Linked DNA regions of Homo sapiens: region 1 is linked to region 2. A link is an interaction called in ENCODE POLR2A ChIA-PET data of the cell type or tissue named here. Cell type or tissue: Panc1. All regions are shown on one strand. Links, peaks and the distances in the headings refer to the core of each region. The heading gives the core; the rest is flanking DNA. Region 1 has its middle 75 kb from the start of MBOAT2. Region 2 has its middle 41 kb from the start of ASAP2.

Region 1 (9,139 bases), core at 439-8,438, 87 kb before region 2:
ATTTTTAGTAGAGACGGGGTTTCATCATATTGGCCAGGCTGGCCTCAAACTCCTGACCTCAGGTGATCTGCTTGCCTCGGCCTCCCAAAGTGCTGGGATTACAGGTGTGAGCCACCACGCCCAGCCAGTTGATTTCTACTCTTAACTGAATTCGAATCACCTGGGGAATCTGAACTCTGCACCTGTTAGGGCTGCACCTCCTGAGATTCTGATTTAGTTGAACAAGGGAGGGGCACTCTGAGCTTTTAAAAGAAAACACATATTAAACCTCCCCCCAGGTGAGTTTAGTGTCCAACTAGATTCAAAATACTGATCTGTTTTAACTTCTAAGCTTTGTGGATGAGGAAACTGAGGCCCAGGGAAGAGGAGTAACTTGTGAAAGTTCACAAAGCTAGTTAGTGGCAAAGCCAAAAATAAAACTGGCATTCTACAGCACTGCAGACCTTAAGAGGTTTATTAACTTCACCTGGTAACCTCAGTCGGCACACCTGTTTACTTACGGTGTTAGGAAATAAGCAACAAAATCTAGACACTTTTAACTAGTGTTCATCTGACATTTGGAGTGACATTTGAATGGGGACTGATTTCACAGGTGGTCAGTTCTTTAATGAATATTTCCTCATGTAACAAAAAAAGGCTTCCTGGTATAGTCTTTAAAAAATGGTGGCACATGGGAACAATAGACACCATGTGTTACTAGAGAGGAAGGTGGGGGAAGCATGGGTTTAAAAACTACCTATTGGGTACAATGCATCCTGCCTGGGTGCAATATATCCAGGTAACAAGCCTGCACAGGTACCCCATGTCTAAAATAAAAGCTGAAATTGTAAAAATAATTAATTAAAAACAACAAAAACTGTGGTGACGGCTGGGCACAGTGGTTCACGCCTATAATCCCAGCCCCTTGGGAGGCCAAGGCAGGTGGATCACCTGAGGTCAGGAGTTTGAGACCAGCCTGACCAACCTGTTGAAACCCTGTCTCTACTAAAAATACAAAAATTACCTGGGCATGGTGGCAGTCTACTCCAGAGGCTGAGGCAGGAGAATCGCTTGAACCCGGGAGGCAGGGGTTGAAGTGAGCCAAGATCGTGCCATTACACTCTAGCCTGGGCGACAAGAGTAAAACTCTATCTCAAAAACAAACAAACCAACTAACAAACAAAAAACTGTGGTGACTTGAATAATGATTGCTCAGATAATGAGAATACCCTACACCAGGTGATATGTTGTCCTTGTGGATTCATATGGAAATGGACACCTGCCATGTTTGCAGGCAGAAAAACAGGCTTCGAATTCCACCCACACCTGATGGCTATTCTCTGCCTGGAACGCCTCTCTTACCCTCCCATGGTAACAGACTCACACCCCTGATTACAGGGGTTGGCACATCACGAGACTGGATCAGTCATTATACCCCATCCTTTGAAGTTGGTAATGAGGTCATCCTTCTCCCAAGAGTGAAAGCTACATTTCTACACGAGTTGTTTCACAGCTAGCCTGGTGTCCAGCAGTTGTCCATGCAGACCGGGTTCACCCCTAGCTGCCTCAAAACCTGAGCTGGCGGTCACAACTGAAAGGGTTATTTAGTAATATCCCCTCTGCCTTAAGGACTCAGTATCTGTGGGTGAAATCTTCTTACTCAGGTTTATCTACTGCCTGGCAGCCATAGCAGTTGTAGCTATTTGACATCTTGATGGCTGTCTCTGTCCTGTGCTTTTATCAAAAGAAGCTGAGCAGTGGCCTTCCCAAGGAAAAGGAGACAGGGATGTGTTTTGGGGATAGAAACTAGAGCCTCGAATACTCCAGCTCCTTTTGACTGTATGTTGAAGGGACAGAGCAAAGACATTTTGGCCCTGCTGGGGCCCAGAAAAATGACACTCTAAGTAAAGGCCTAAGAAGCAGCCTCAGACACAAAGTCTCTCCCTGACCTTCTCCTGCCCTCCTGTCCCTCGTCCCTGATTCTGTCCTGAGGCAAGCAATAGGAACCAGAATCCCTCTTCCCCAGGGTGGGTCATAAAAACCAAAACCCCTTTCCCCCAACGCCAGCCATAAAGTCCAAAACTATGACTTGAATCCCTAACCCCTTTGCCTTTCTGTGTGATACTGGCCATAAAGAAATTAAGACCCTCATCCCAGAAGGGTCCTTCCCCATACCAGAGAGGAAGGAATTCTGCACAGAGGGGCCACGGAGAATCTGAACAGACAGGCCTCGCTGGGTCTCCCCCGTCAGTCTATTAGCATTAGACCATAGCCTTCCTGTCCAATCCCCTTTCTACACGCCTGTCTGTACTTCATTGAACTAAAGCATAAAAATAGATCATTTTCCCTGTATCTTTTGGTCACTCATTCTGAAGGCTCACACGTCTTGTAAAACTATGATCAAATAAACTTGCGCTTTTCTCTTGTTAACCTGTCTTTGGTATTAGTATGTTGGGTGTGGCCCTTATAAATGGGGAGGAAAGAAATTGTCCCTTTCTGCCCCTACAGCCCCATCCCTCAGTTCAGAATGATCTGAATCCTTTAGGCTACAGGTGCTCTGCTGCCCAAAAGGGATTTGATAGTGTTCAGTACAATTTATAGGAGGCTCTAGGATAGAACTGAGCTCCTGCACTAGATTCAACAGACCAAACCAAACTGGGGTGACTCACGCTGGAGTTTCCAACTGAAACTAAGTTGTTTATCTGACCTTCCAAAAAATCAGGAGACAGAGAAAGATAATAGCCAAATCCCCAAACAGGCCAGTTTGAATCAACATGGTAAAGAAGTTCCCTCTGCTTTACAAGGAAGAGTAACTTTGCAATTACCAATCTGCTTTTTGTTTTCTGTTTCTGTTTTCTTAGGCCTTTTCTGTCTATAAAGCCAATCTCCTGTGCTTGGCTCATCGAAACACTCTATCTTATAGAATGAGGTGTTGCCCCAATTGTAGAATTGCAAATAAATGCCAGATCTTAAAAAAGATTTTTAAGACAACTGGGTGTGTTGGCTCATGCCTATAATCCCAGCACTTTGGTTAGTTAAGGCAGGCAGATCACTTGAGCCTAGGAGTTCAAGACCAGCCCGGACAACATGACAAAACCTCATCTCTAAAAAAACTAAAAAAATAAAAAATAAAAAAAGTATCCAGGTGTGCTGGCACACACACATAGTCCCAGCTACTCGGGACGCCGAGGTGGGAGGATCACTTGAGCCCAGGAGGTCAAGACTGCGGTGAGCCATGATTGCGCCATTCCACTTCAGCCTGGGCAACAGAGGGATACCCTGTCTCAATCAAAAATATCTATATATTTTAAACTGAATTTGTTCTAATTTTGTCTTTTGACAACAGGGAAATGATTTCTACTGACATACAGGAATGGACCTCCAGCCTGAGGTCTAGTTCTGCTCAGTGGTATGATATGATAAGTTGTGCAGAGAATTGACTTTTGATTAATTCAGCCACAGTAAACAGGCTGTATGTGCTGGGTGTGTTTTGTACCAATCCCTTGCATCTGGTGAGGAGGGAGGCATGTAAACAGTCCCCAAAGTCAGGTGCACGTGGGCACAGGGGGATGAGAATTTAAATCATGGCTTCCCCACGTGAATGGCAAAGACAAGCTACTTTTCCCCGGTGGAGTCCTCAGGCTGGGCAGTGATATTATTAGCTGGTTAGCCCTTGGGGTTCTGGGAATCTGTTTAGCTTCTGCCTTATATCATAACCTCTATGCAATTTTTTACCCTTTGCCATTAAATTAAGTTTATAACCTCTTATTACTGTGTCCATCAATCACATTGCTGTCCCTTTGTGATAACATGTCTGGAGGTTTAGACGACAGTGGGGAAAAGACTGAACTGTTTCAGGCTATTGGATCTCAGGTTAGGGATTTTGCAGGAGAATTTTTCCTTCATCCTGGCTGTTTAGGCCACATGCTGTAGACAATGTCTGTAGGCAGCCCATTTGAAATTCACAAGCACACAAGGAATGAGCCTCTTCACTCTCTTTTCCTTTCAGAAAGGCAGATGTTTACTGAATAAGCCAGCTGGCTCCACCAACCCTCACTCTACTAACCTTGATGGCACCACAACATGAAATTCACAGAACAAGCCAGTTCACGTGACCAGCAAGTTCAGAAGATGGCAGGACGGGTCTGACATGAAGCATAGTTACACATTCACCTCATTCCAGTGCTGCTTTCAAAAGTTCTCAGACAGGAGGCTTTCCAAGGGTTGTGAGTCCAATTTTCCACTTTGACACATTAAAAATTATCATGAGTGATACTGAAAATTATTCCACAGATAGTTTTGGGTTGTATGCCAAAGTAATTTCCTATGCATTAAACAAAATTTCTCTTACAGCATTGAAAGGCCTATATTTTTCCTGTGGAAAAAAAAAGACATAAATTATTCCTCCCAGTCCTGGCTGTATGGAACTTGTACTACCGACAGTGCGACCCCAGTTAACTCGATTCACGAAAAGAGCACCATTTCATTTTTACCAGCATATTTCAGAAAATGGTGGTAAAAATGAAATGGTGCTGTTTTCATGAAGCCTAGAGTAATTCAAAAGCTATTAGGTCCTAAACACCGAAGTTGCATTCTATAAACAGAGACATTAAAAGCCTAAATAAATGGCCATCTTGGGAGGATGTATGCCCTAATAGGCTAGGAATGTGTATAAGCTTCCCAGATAATTCAGCCACTATTATTAGGACATAAAAAAGCGTGGAGATAAAATAGCCAGTCTTCATAAAGGCTCACACCTTGAGAGAGGCATATGTTGTGCTTCAGCTGATCAGTGGGGGTTTGAGAAGCACGCGAAAGTGGGTGGTGCTTACACGTTACTGAATTGCTGGTAGAATATTGCTGGGACCCAGCCTGGGCAACATAGCAAGACCCATCTCTACCAAAAACACAAAAAATGATCTGGGCATGGTGGTGTGCACCTGTGGTCCCAGCTACTCGGAAGGATCGGGAGGCGGGAGGATCACCTGGGGTTGGGAGGTTGAGGCTGCAGTGAGCCAAGAGCACACCACTACACTCCAGCCTGGGTAACAGGGCGAGACCCTGTCTCAAAAAAAAAAAAAGAATATTGCTGTGGTTTATCTCCTCCCCATCAAGCCCACTTTTAAGAGCAAATAATTTAACTTGCTAAGAATTAAGGCAAGGTGGCCGGGCGCGGTAGCTCATGCCTGTAATCCCAGCACTTTGGGAGGCCGAGGCAGGCAGATCACGAGGTCAAGAGATCAAGACCATCCTGGCAAACATGGCAAAACCCCGTCTCTACTAAAAATACGAAAATTAGCTGGACGTGGTGGTGGGCGCCTGTATTCCCAGCTACTCAGGAGACTGAGGCAGAAGAATCACTTGAACCCAGGAGACAGAGGTTGCAGTGGGCCAAGATCGTGCCACTATACTCCAGCCTGGCGACAGAGTGAGACTCCATCTCTCCATCTCAAAAAAAAAAAAAAGAAAGAAATAAGGCAAATAATATGAATATATGAAACACATAAATGAATATAGAGTTCAGAAGGGAATTGAGGCTGGGCAAGGTGGCTCTTGGGAGCTCCCAACACTTTGGGAGGCCGAAGCAGGTGGATCACTTGAGGTCGGGACTTTGAGACCAGCCTGGGCAACATGGTGAAACCCTGTCTCTACTAAAAATACAAAAATTAGCCAGGCGTGGTGGTGTGTGCCTGTAGTTCCAGCTACTCAGGAGGCTGAGGCAGGAGAATTGCTTGAACTTGGGAGGCGGAGGTTGCAGTGAGCTGAGATCGTGCCACTGCACTCTAGCCTGGGCAACAAAGTGAGACTCTGTCTCAAAACAAACAAACAAACAAAACCAGGAGAACTTGATAAAAGGAAGTGGTGAAACTCAGGCAAATTAAAAAATGGAGGCTTGCGGAGTCAGAAACGTCAGCAAGTGAATGAGCACCAGGCCCACTTAAAGCAACTCCCATGGGAAGGGAATTCTTGGAAGAGCCAAAAAGCACTATACAAATTCAGTTAAATTTAGAAAGGACTTTTGGAAATTAAAATGAAAGGATTTTCAAATTTAGAAAATCCATCATCAAGCTACAAAGAAAATATATGTTGCGCCCTGGATCATGGTCTGGTTGACCAGGCAGATGTAAAGTCTACTCTAAATACAGAGCAGAGGCCAGGCATGGTGGCTCACGCCTATAATCCCAGCACTTTTGGGGGCTGAGGCAGGTGGATGGCTCAACCACCAGTTGAGTCTAGCTAAGTCACTTCCACTCCCTGCACCTCCTATTCTTCACCTGCAGAATGAGCTTGCTGGATTCTAACACCCAACTGCTGCTCTCACACTCTAGAATTCTTAGACTCCCAGTTGTCTTTGAGAGATTCCACACTGCCAAGAAAATTATTGCAACTATATGAAACACTGGCTTATCATGACCAGTGTCAGGGAGTCCTGATGTTCACCTGGCCCTGCTCTTCTGCAGTTACCAAGCTATAAAAAGTTAAAGACTGAATGTGTAGATATACTAGGAAGCAGACCTGTTCTGTGCTTCTCCAGAAATCAGAATTAAGGTGAATGAGTGGAGGCTAGGTGTGGTGGCACACGCCTGTAATCTTAGCACTTTGGGAGGCCGAGGCGGTAGGATCGCTTGAGCCCAGGAGTTCAAGACCAGCCTGGGCAACATGGCAAAACCCCGTCTCTACAAAAATACAAAAATTAGCCAGGTGTGGTGATCCCTGCTTGTGGTCCTAAATACTCAGGAGGCTGAGGTGGGAGGATTGCTTGAGCCTGGGAGGTGGAAGTTGCAGCGAGCAGAGATCATGCCACTGCTCTCCAGCCTGGGAGACAGAGGGAGACCCTGTCTAAAAACAATAAAAGATGAATGAATGGAAATTATCGGAAAGCAGACTTCAACTCATCATGAGAAAATTTCCTTTGAACACTACTGAAAATATCACCAATTATGTGCTGCATATTACTTTGGACCTATTACTATGCTAATCACATTTATACATATTTATTCCTCATAACCAACCAATAAATCAGATACTATCCCTATTTTAATATATCAGGAGATGGAGGCTCAGAGACGTCAATTTACTTGCCCAAAACTACGTAGCTAATAAGTGGCAAAACTAGAATTCAATAATGCTTACAAACTTTAAAAATCTTTGTTCTAGACCACTATGCTATATTGCCTCTATAAAGCCACCCCAAAATATCCAGGATTGATTGGGATTCTTAAATCTGCACATTGATGTTGTTCATTGGCAGTAGAAAATTTCAGCCAATACTCCTTTTTAAAAATGTTTTAAAAACAAGCTCTGGCAAGTTTTATTAAAGAAAAATTTTGAGGCCGGGCGCGATGGCTCAAACCTGTAATCCCAGCACTTTAGGAGGCCGAGGCGGGTGGATCAAGAGGTCAGGAGATCGAGACCATCCTGGCTAACACGACGAAACCCCGTCTCTACTAAAAATACAAAAAATTAGCTGGGCATGGTGGTGGGCGCCTGTAGTCCCAGCTACTCAGGAGGCTGAGGCAGGAGAATGGTGTGAACCCGGGAGACGGAGCTTGCAGTGAGCCGAGATCGCGCCACTGCACTCCAGCCTGGGTGACAGAGCGAGACTCTGTCTTAAAAAAAAAAAAAGAAAAGAAAAAAGAAAAATTTTGCATAGTATACTTCCCACTAGTCTATTCTGGCATGCTTCTAATATGAGAATCACCTGGATCAATGAGAGCCAGTGAGCATACTCTGTAGTATTTTCCACATGCTGTGCCCAATTCAATATTATTGTCACTGTAGTGATGGACACCAGTCCGGCCAACATTTCATAGTACTCTATTTTGGATTTCCTCAAAGCTGGGCAGTTGTTAGAGAGGATGACCAATTTCACTTTGCCTTGTCTGATCAACTTCAGAGTCTGCTTGTACCCCAGCATGTACTTTCTACTTTTCATAACTAGAGTTGATCAACTCCAGTGACTTTTTCATCTTCTTTGTGGCTACCATCTTCCTGCCTAGGTGTGGGATGGCCCCCAACCAAGAGCAGTCACCAAGACGGTGGAAAGTGAGAAAGGCACCCATACCTCTTGAGATACTCTCTTTTTCCATCCACTCTTTTCCTTCTTGACTCTGATTAAATTTAGACTTTATCATGTTAGCCTCTCTAACTTACTGTATATCTTTTTGTCTCTCTTTGCTGCATCCTAGATATCTTCTGATTTAACTTCCAGGTCATCAATTCTCTCTTCAGCTGTGTTGAATTGGCTATTGAACCCATCCACTGAGTTTTAAATGTTGGCTATTGTCTTTTTAATCTCTAGAAGTACTATTTAGTTATTTTTGAAATCTAACAGTAGTTTCATCTTTTCCGAGATATCTTTAAGCTAATCTTTACTTTTTTAAACATAATAAATGTATTAGTTTCCTATTACTCCTATAACAAGTTACTACAAACTTAGTGGTTTAAAACAACACAAATTTATTATCTTAAAGTTCTAGAGGTCAGGATTTTGAAATCAGTTTCACTGGGCTAAAATCAAGGTATTGAAAGACCTTGCTTTCTTCTGGAGGATCTAGGGGAGAATCCATTTCCTTTCCTTTTGTAGCTTCCTGAAGCCATGTACATGCCTAGGCTTGTGAGCCCTTCCCCCATTTTCAAAGTCAGAAGTGTAAGATCTTATCTCCTCTCTGACTTTTGCTTACATACTTACATTTTTTTCTCTCACATCTTCTTGCCTTTCTCTTATAGAACACCTGTGATTACAATGAGCCTACTTGGATAATCCAGAATAATCTCTCCAATCTCAAAATCATTCATTTTATCATATCCACAAAGTTCCTTTTACTATATAAAGTAACATTTTCACAGGTTCCAGAGACTAGGATGTGGACATCTTTGAGGAGCCATGATTCAACCCACCACAGTAAGCACAGTTATTTTATAGTCCATGTCCAATAATTTCAAGTGTTCCCAGATTTGTTTTTGTTGTCTGTTTTTCAGATGGTTCCCACACGTGTTGCTTGCTTCAGTATGTGCTGGGTTAAAAAAAAATGGTGCCCAATAATAATTTACCTAACATTTTTAGTTGTTTTTATTAGGAGTGTTTGGGCTGAAAAATAGCCCACTATAAAGAGAAATTAAAATTCAAGTCTTCCAACAATAATGATTGATGTATTGC
Region 2 (9,139 bases), core at 279-8,278:
TGCTCACAAATCCTCAGCTCAGGATCCATGTGTGAGAAACCCAACATAAGACCAAAATCAGATTTTATCTTTTCTACATGGATAGCTCATTTCCCCTGCTAATTTCCCTGACATCCTTATAAAACAGTCCAAACTTCTCCACTGATTGGGGATGGCATGTTTATTCTGTGCTGGCAGTAGTAGCTTCTGGTAGAGCATCTTTGCCCCAGGCACTGCAGAGAAGGGGTGGCAACCACCCTAGGGTCCTGCAGAGTCACTGTCCAGGCTGCTGAGGACAGTTGGCCGCAGCCCCCATCGGAGTCCTCCTACGAGGGACTTCAAATGTCAAGAATGTCCCACCGCAGTCCATATGATGTGTTTTAATGCAGATAGGACCAGAGCCTGAAGGACTTGTTTCTTTCAAAAACAACATACATTAACATGTTGAGGCAATAGTCGTAACCTCACTGTCCTAATACAAAAACTATATTCCCCTTCGTATGTCTTCCATTCTTTGCCAACCATGTGGTTCCCATCACATCATACTTACATTTTTGCAGTCTGTTTCTAAAATTGTATACTTGGCTGGGTGCGGTGGCTCACACCTATAATCCCAGCACTTTAGGAGGCCGAGGTGGATGGATCACCTGAGGTCAGGAGTTTGAGACCAGCCAGACCAACATGGTGAAATATAAAAATACTGAAATATAAAAATTAGCTGAGTGTGGTGGTGAGCGCCTGTAATCTCAGCTATTTGGGAGGCTGAGGCAGGAGAATCGCTTGAACCCAGGAGGCACATGCTGCAATGAGCTGAGATCGTGCCACTGCACTCCAGCCTGGGCAACAAGAGTGAAACTCTGTCTCAAAAAAAAAAAAAAAAATGTATACCATAAAATACTTCGAGGTTTATATATACTCTTTAAAATGATCATTTTTAACAGGCTGCATATTCATAAACTAGAATTTTTTTAGACATTATCTTGTGGTTGGATATTTTAGTCACATATAAGATTTTGCTTTATTAAGAGAACATGGCAGTGAACAAACTTCAATATTTTCCTACACCAGAATGCTGTGGTTTGAATGTTTGTCCCCTCCGAAACTCACGTTGAACTTGGACCTCACCAGATGTGGCCCCTCAACCTCTGACTTCCCAGCCTCCATAACTATAAGAAATACATTCGGCCGGGGGCCGTGGCTCACACCTGTAATCTCAGTACTTTGGGAGGCCGAGGCGGGTGGATCACAAAGTTAGGAGATCAAGACCATCCTGGCTAACACGGTGAAACCCCGTCTCTACTAAAATTACAAAAAATTAGCCGGGCATGGTAGTGGGCGCCTGTAGTCCCAGCTACTTGGGAGGCTGAGGTAGGAGAATGGCATGAACCCAGGAGGCAGAGCTTGCAGTGAGCCGAGATCACGCCACTGCACTCCAGCCTGGGTGACAGAGCGAGATTCCATCTCAAAAAAAAAAAAAAGAAAAGAAAAGAAATACGTTCCTTTTCTTTACAAATTACCCAGTCTCAGGTCTTCAGTTATATTAGGTTGGTGCAAAAGTAATTGCAGTTTTTGTCATACTTTTTTTTCTTTTTTTCTTTTTTGAGAGGGAGTCTCGTTCTGTCTTGCCCAAGCTGGAGTGCAATGGCATGATCTCAGCTCACTACAACGTCCACCTCCGGGGTTCGAGCGATTCACCTGCCTCAGCCTTCTGAGTAGCTGGGACTACAGGCATCCACCACCACGCCCAGCTCATTTTTGTATTTTTCATAGAGACAGGGTTTCACCATGTTGGCCAGAGGGTCTCAAACTCCTGGCCTCAAGTGATCCACCCGCCTCGGCCTCTGAAAGTGCTGGGATTAAAGGCATTAGCCACCGCGCCCAGCCTGTTTTTGCCATACTTTTTTTTTTAATGGCATAAAAAGCACCAACCTAATAGCAACAGAAAATGCACTAAGACACCAATGACGTGTTGTGTTTGTGATGACCCAAGAAAGTCTCCTGGAAGTTTATAGCTCCAGAGCTATAAAATATACAAAAATAGGCATTTTTTTAAGCCCTATACTCAGGTATGCAAAATGGTTCTTTCTTTAGTTTTTTGGAGCTAGACTTAGTTTCTATCTTTAGCTCCCATTCCTCTTAGTCACAGAAAATAAAATCTTGCCAATTCAAAAGTTTCTCAGTTGACTCATGATAAAATTAGACAATGTATGTGTTTCTGCTCCCCACTTTCTCCCTAGAGTTGCAGCTCTTCTCCCTGGGGCATTTTTGGCATTAGGGCATGGGGGTTGCATCTGGTTCCCCCTGGGCTGGCATCCGTAAAGACGTCTGCATGCCCATGTGTGTATTTCTGTAGGATGCTCCCATACAGAGCTAACGGTGTATCTCCTGAACATGGTGCTTGGTGCTTCAGATACCCATCCAGGTAACCCTCAAAACAACCTTATCGGGGTGGGGACAGTATTAGTCCCATTTCACAGATGAGGAGAATGAGGCACAGAGAGGTTATGTAATTTGCCCGAGTCACAGACCTATAAGTGGTGGGTTCTGGATTCAAGCTCTTGCATTCTGGCTCCAGAATCTGCCACCTCCTGTGGCCCCACCCATCAGGCCACCAGTCCTGAGGTCCCTACCACATTCCTCGTTCCAGGCCATAGGAGCCTCAGGTATGGCTTATTTTGGCATCCAGACTGAGCCTGGCTCAGTCACAAGAGGAAAAGCCTTTGGCTGCTCCCAGTGCCCCGGGGCAGGGGCAGCACTGGAAGGCGACCAGGCAGCTCCAAGCAGAACCCTCTGCCCTCAATCATTAGCTTATCTGAAGTTTCCTGCAACCCCTACCCAGCCCTGGGGCCCAGCCTGAGGAGGGCAGAGTCAGGCCCACCCCATGCCCCCTCCTGTTCCCCCTTCTTGGGTCTCCCCTCTCCACCAGCTCAGGACCCCTCTCCAGTGTGCCAGGAGGGTGGGGGAAGCACTTCTGCCTAATCACATGTGATTCTAAACCCTCCCGCCCTGTCTTACACCTTGCTCATAGCTTCTCAGACTTTACAGCAGTGACTCCTAGCCCTGACGCATGTCAGTATCACTTGGGGAGATTAGAACAAAACAAAACAAAACATACTGGCATCCAGGCCCCAGCTCCAGAGATTCTGATTCAATTGGTTTGTGCTAGGCCAAGGATGGGTATTCTTTATTTTTTATTTTTTATATTTATTTATTTATTTATTTATTTATTTAGAGACAGAGTCTCGCTCTGTTGCCCAGGCTGGAGTGCAGCGGTGCATCTCCGCTCACTGCAAGCTCCGCCTCCCGGGTTCACACCGTGCTCCTGCCTCAGCCTCCCGAGTAGCTGGGACTACAGGCGCCCGCCACCACGCCTGGCTAATTTTTTGTGTTTTTTTTAGTAGAGACAGGGTTTCACCGTGTTAGCCAGGATGGTCTTGATCTCCTGACCTTGTGATCCGTCCGCCTCGGCCTCCCAAAGTGCTGGGTTTACAGGCATGAGCCACCACGTCTGGCCAGGGATGGATATTTTTTTAAATCTCCCAGGAGAGGCTGGGCGCGGTGGCTCACGCCTGTAATCCCAGCACTTTGAGAGGCTGAGGAGGGTGGATCATGAGGTCAGGAGTTCAAGACCAGCCTGACCAAGATGGTGAAACCCTGAGTCTACTAAAAATACAAAAATTAGCCAGGTGTGGTGGCGGGCGCCTGTAATCCCAGCTACTCAGGAGACTGAGGTAGGAGAATTGCTTGAACCTGGGGGGTGGAGTTTGCAGTGAGCCGAGATCACGCCACTGCACTCCAGCCTGGGTGACAGAGTGAGACTCTGTCTCAAAAAAAAAAAAAAAAAAAAAAAGTCTCCCAGAAGATTCTAACATGGGTCCAGAGCCAAAAAAATTCACAGTTTTAAAACCAAGAATTTCATCCCCTGTTCTCGGGTTCTGCTATAACAACTTCCTCTTGGAGCCACGGAAGCCTTCTCTCCAGAAGGTGAACCAGGCAGTCGGGGGGAGGGATGTGAAGCAAGGTTCACGCAGCAGACAATTGTCTTTCTTTTTGTTCTTGCGGCTGAACCCCCTTCCTATATTTACAGAATTTCCCGCCTATGGGTCTTCATGTGAGAAAAGCCCTCTTCTGCTTCTAGAAGCTAAAAATGCCAGATACTCACTTCCCCAGCCTCGCTTGAGGCCAGTGCATTACATGTAGCCTTGATCTTGAATTGGAAATTCATAATGAAATGAGCAAAGAGCTCTCTGGCAGTGGCAACAGCTAACTATGGGATCAAATCTCTACCCTAATGGTGGCATCCTGGTGTAGCCAGCGGCCTGTGGCCAGAACCAGGGGTTGAGTGTCCTGGAGGACTGTTGCTGTTTTGCAGTTGGGATATGGCTCCGGCTGTGTACTGTCTGGGCCTGGCGCACCAGCCCTTCTGGAGATTCTGTGAGTCATCCCATTGCCTACAAAGAAGTCTTGTTCTGCTCCCATCAGCCAGATTTGGATTCTGTTTGCTTCAAAGCACCTGCTGGGTGCAAGAGTCAGAGGAAGGTTAAGAAAAAAAATGTGGCTGACACTTCACAGTGCCATCCAGCCACAGGGCATGACCGAGGAGCAGCACCTGGCTCTTTCTGCAGTCTCTGAGGTTTATTCAATAAACCGGAGCCACAGGCACCATAAGAATGGGCAGCAAGTCCGGGCACAGTGGCTCACGCCTGTAATCCCAGCACTTTGGGAGGCCGAGGCAGGCAGATCACGAGGTCAGGAGTTCGAGACCAGCCTGGACAATATAGTGAAACCCTGTCTCTACTAAAAATACAAGAATTAGCTGGGCATGGTGGTGGCGCACGCCTGTAGTCCCAGCTACCTAGGAGGCTGAGGCAGAAGACTCACTTGAGCCTGGGAGGCAGAGGTTGCAGCGAGCCAAGATGGCACCACTGCACTCCAGCCTGTAGGACAGAGTGAAATTCCATCTCAAAAAAAAAAAAAAAAAAAAAGAATGGGCAGCAGAATGCCTGCACTAGAATCTCCTGAGATGCTTGATAAATGTCAGATTCTTGGGCCTTACCCCAGAGACTGCTTTGTAGTCCGAGGGTTTGGAGCCTGTATTCCTGCATTGTTAATGAGCTCTTCAGGCAAGTTTGGGAATCACTGGACTAAATGGTGAATTTAACCCCCACTGCATGGGCCTAAAGGACTTGTTACAGGTGCAGAGCTCGCGTGTTTGGAAACAGACTGAAGATCACCAAGCACAAAACTTTCACTTTCAAATGAGAAAATGTGGGGAACAGAAGATTCTAGAAGACACAGAGCACTGACTCTGGGAGTGTGGGTCTTGTGGTTGTCCAGGCTCCACCAGGAATAGAAGATGGAGGAGCTGAGCTGGCAGGCAGACAGTGAGGCAACAGCAGGAAGCCACTGTCACCCTAGGTGAGAGGTGACATCAGCTGAGCCCAGGGCTGGGGTCATGTGGTAGATACTGGGGCCATGGCAGGCCTGCCCAGCTGCAGTTGGAGGCAGAGCCGAGGGAGAAGTAGCCGGGCTTCCACCTTCTTACTCCTTCTGTCTCCTCCCAGAGCTTCCCACTGGCCAAGAGCCTCCAGAAGCCAGGGAATGCTGAGCCTGGGTACCCCGCCTGCAGGCCTCAGGCCCACTCTGTGACCCGGAAGAGAGGGAAGAGCCGCAAAGGGATCTGAGGGACAGGAGGCCCAAGACCTGGGCATCCAGAGAGCTGATTCTTCTGAGGTTTCAGAGGGAGAATGAAGCTCAGCTGGGCGGAGAGCCTTGCTCAGATGAGGAAGCAACAGAAACAAACTAGAACCCAGCTCTCCTGAGTCCCCATCCTACACTGCTGGCATGAATCACAGCCCAGCAGACAGATCCCAGCTGCTTCTGGTTTGGGCTCGTGTAGCTATTTCTCCCCTGGCCCTCGGGTCAGCTGCACTTACGGCATTTTAAGATTCAAATGGGGCAGGGCAAGGTGGGGAAGTCGGGGATGATAGAACACAGAAGACAGGTAGCCCTCGCCCACTATCTAGTGAAGAGACTCCTCTCCATGCTAAAGACACTGCATAGCACAGAAAAACAAAAGACAAGTGCCTTTTGCCCTGAGAATTCCACAATGTGTGACACCCGAAGCTTCGGAAAACAGGGCTAGGACATGGGTTGTCACACACACCCTTCTCGGTTTGCATGTGGAGGAAGGTCAACGGCACAGCTATAAGGAAAACTGCATTCCTTGTGAAAGCAAGGGTTGGATGTCTGGAGCAACATCTTCAACCAGTGTTTTCATTTACAGATAAAGAACCTGAGACTTGGAGAGGTGATGTGATTTGCCCGAAGCCACACGATGAGTTAGTGGTCAATCCATTCATCTTAATGTCAGCTAGAGCATCCCTCTGCCTGGTGACTGACTTCCCAGGGGCCACGAATCAAGGACGTGGGACAGTTAGTCAGGAAAAGGACCCGAGCCTCTGCCGTGCTTCCTCCATGGCCTATTTAACCTTTGTGACCTTGTATAGCCTGCCTGGGCACAGCTGGCTGTTGATAACTAAGGAGCCAATCAACATCCAGAGCTGGGTGCCCAGGGCGAGGCAGCAGGTCCAGTTCTCACCGTGGCTCTGCTGCAAAGCCTAGGGCAGCAGCTGAGGGGCAGGCAGGGAGGAGCGCAAGAGGCAAAAAAGCAGGTGAGGAGGTGTTACCTGAAAGGGGTCCCCATCCAGACCCCAAGAGAGCGTTCTTGGATGTTGTGCAAGAAAGAATTCAAGGCAAATCCATAAAGTGAAAAGTCTCTGGCCAGACTTTGGGAAAGTCACTAAACACCAGTGCCCTGAGGACACAGTCACCTTTCAGTCTGCTTCCAGCTCTAGGGTTTAATGAAAGCTGTCAGCCACTTGCGGTTCTGCCTCCCTTTTATCAACAGTGTCTGTTTGCAGAGCAGGAGCCATTCATCCCAGCGCTGTGCTTTCAGCTCTGTCCACTGACCCTCTGTCAATATTCAGCGCAACAGCAGGTCAGTGCCTTCCAGCCTGTGTCACTCAGCACATCATTAGCCGCAAAGTCACTGGAAGGACCGCATTCTCTGGATTGTGCTGTCAACTTTGACTTCCAAAATACCAGCACATGCAACACTTTACATAGTTCCCCATGAGTTGACCAACATTTGAAAAATCTAAAGAGATCACTCTGATGACTCTTATGACACTGAAGGAAATATGCTTTTCATATTTAATCTAGGCTATTTATTTTCCCATGAGATAGCCAGAGAGGTGGAAATTCTGAGCATTCTCTTTACCTTAAGACATTTTTCTTGAGCTGATTTTTGTCTAGGAATGTCAAGATACTCGACACCCCAAGACCATGATCTAAGCATCTGGATAGAAATCAGGAGTTTGGCCAGCCCAGACCACCAGAAATTCCTGCTCAACAAACAAGTTATTTGCATCTAGGCCATAAGTTAGTTGTTGAAGTACTTTCTTTAATCTTCTCCTTAAGTGATGGTGAAACCCACTTGTGGTGGGCATTAAATGCTTAAAAGCAGAAGTTCAAAGAATGCATTTCGCTGTTCTCCATAGGGTTTGGCGCTGCCTCTTCAGAATAGAAAAAACAGGACACACCATGGAAATGGGTGTGTTTTGTTTCCAGAGGGAAGTTCTCTTGCTGATGCTGTCAGGAGCCAGTCCCTTTCTGCCAACTCAGCAAGGTCTCCTGGGGTTAGAGAAACAGTCCCCCCTGCAGTCAGTGAGAAGAATGAGTGGCTGAGGAGCCCTGGAAGGACAGTCTTGATGCTGCAGGCCAGGTGCCTAAGGCAGCAGCTGGGGAGGAGGCGGGAGGAGCGCAAGGGGCAGAAGAGCATTTGAGGAGATGTTACTGGAAAGGGGTCCCCATCCAGACCCCAAGGGAGAGTTCTTGGATTCTCGTGCAAGAAAGAATTCTAGGCAAATCCATAAAGTCAAAGCAAGTTTATTAAGAAAGTAAAGGAACAAAAGAATGGCTACTCCATAGGCAGAGCAGCCCCTGAGGGCTGATGGTTGCCTATTTTTTATGATTATTTCTTGATTATATGCTAAACAAGGGGTGGATTATTCATGAGTTTTCCAGGAAAAGGATGGGCAATTCCCGGAACTGAGGGTTCCTCCCCCTTTTAGACCATATAGGGTAACTTCCTCATATTGCCACGGCTTTTGTAAACTGTGGTGGTGTTGGTGGGAGTGTCTCTTAGCATGCTAATCATTATAATTAGCGTATAATGACCAGTGAGAACAACCAGAGGTCACTTTCATCACAATCTCGGTTTGGGTGGGTTTTAGTGGGTTTTGACCGGCTTCTTTACCACAACCTGTTTTATCAACAAGGTCCTTGTGACCTGTACCTTGTGCTGACCTCCTGTCTCATCCTGTGACTTAGAATGCTTAACCTCCTGGGAATGCAGCCCAGTAGGTCTCAGCCTTATTTTACCCAGCCCTTATACAAGATGGAGTCGCTCTAGTTCAAACGCCTCTGACAGAAGGAACCGCCGAGGAAAAGTGCAGTACAGAGGAGCTATGGAGCACCCAAGGATGAGCCCCAAGGGCAGCAGATCTGAGTCAGAGGGCTGGGCATGAGTTCCTGGACAGTCCTCAGATAGACTTTCTAGACCAGAAAAGTGGGTGCACACACCCAAGGCAGTGCTTCTCAACCAGGATGTCAGTGAATTAAGCCCTAATGACTTACAGCATTCCTCATATGTAATGCATGATATGTGTGTATACACTGTGTGCAATACATACATACATACATGCAGCATCCGTTGTATGGAATACATTGTACCTATGTATACCTTGTGTAGATACTTATATACACACATAAGGCATTCATCATATCCATACAGACATAACATACAAACATTCTCATGGACGAGGGTTAGTAGCGAGTACCCCAGGGACCATCGCCTTGTAAGGTAGCGAAGGAAGCAGGGCTGGGCAGAGGAGTTCTGCTGTGATGTAGGATGGAGTCACAGAGAGATTTCAGCCAATCCCAGGTCTCCACAGAGAGCCCTAGAATCGGGATGGCCCTTTGACAACGTCTGACCTCTGAGAAAAGAGGACCAAGAGTATGTACCCCTTTCATTCACCAATAATGGGACATGTGCTGCCCCAAAAAGGGGCATATCCTTGGGCGAGAAGGACTTCTT

What was found. ChIA-PET counts read pairs that join two places held together with the same protein. Peaks named below come from ENCODE experiments on the same cell type or tissue, not always from the same donor. Only the 100,000 strongest peaks of a DNase experiment are listed, where the experiment ranks them.
Region 1: POLR2A ChIA-PET joins it to region 2 with 6 read pairs; 3 of 35 experiments call an interaction of 5 or more read pairs at or near these places.

Annotation. Positions count from the first base shown.
Region 1 is chr2:9,073,761-9,082,899 of GRCh38, forward strand. It overlaps the pseudogene RPL30P3. Among named protein-coding and RNA genes, the nearest start is that of MBOAT2, 75 kb to the left of the region's middle. In Panc1, for the core only: no CTCF peak of the experiment used is centred there; no DNase peak of the experiment used is centred there.
Region 2 is chr2:9,161,372-9,170,510 of GRCh38, forward strand. No RefSeq gene overlaps it. Among named protein-coding and RNA genes, the nearest start is that of ASAP2, 41 kb to the right of the region's middle. In Panc1, for the core only: no CTCF peak of the experiment used is centred there; no DNase peak of the experiment used is centred there; H3K27ac peaks cover 1,419 bases.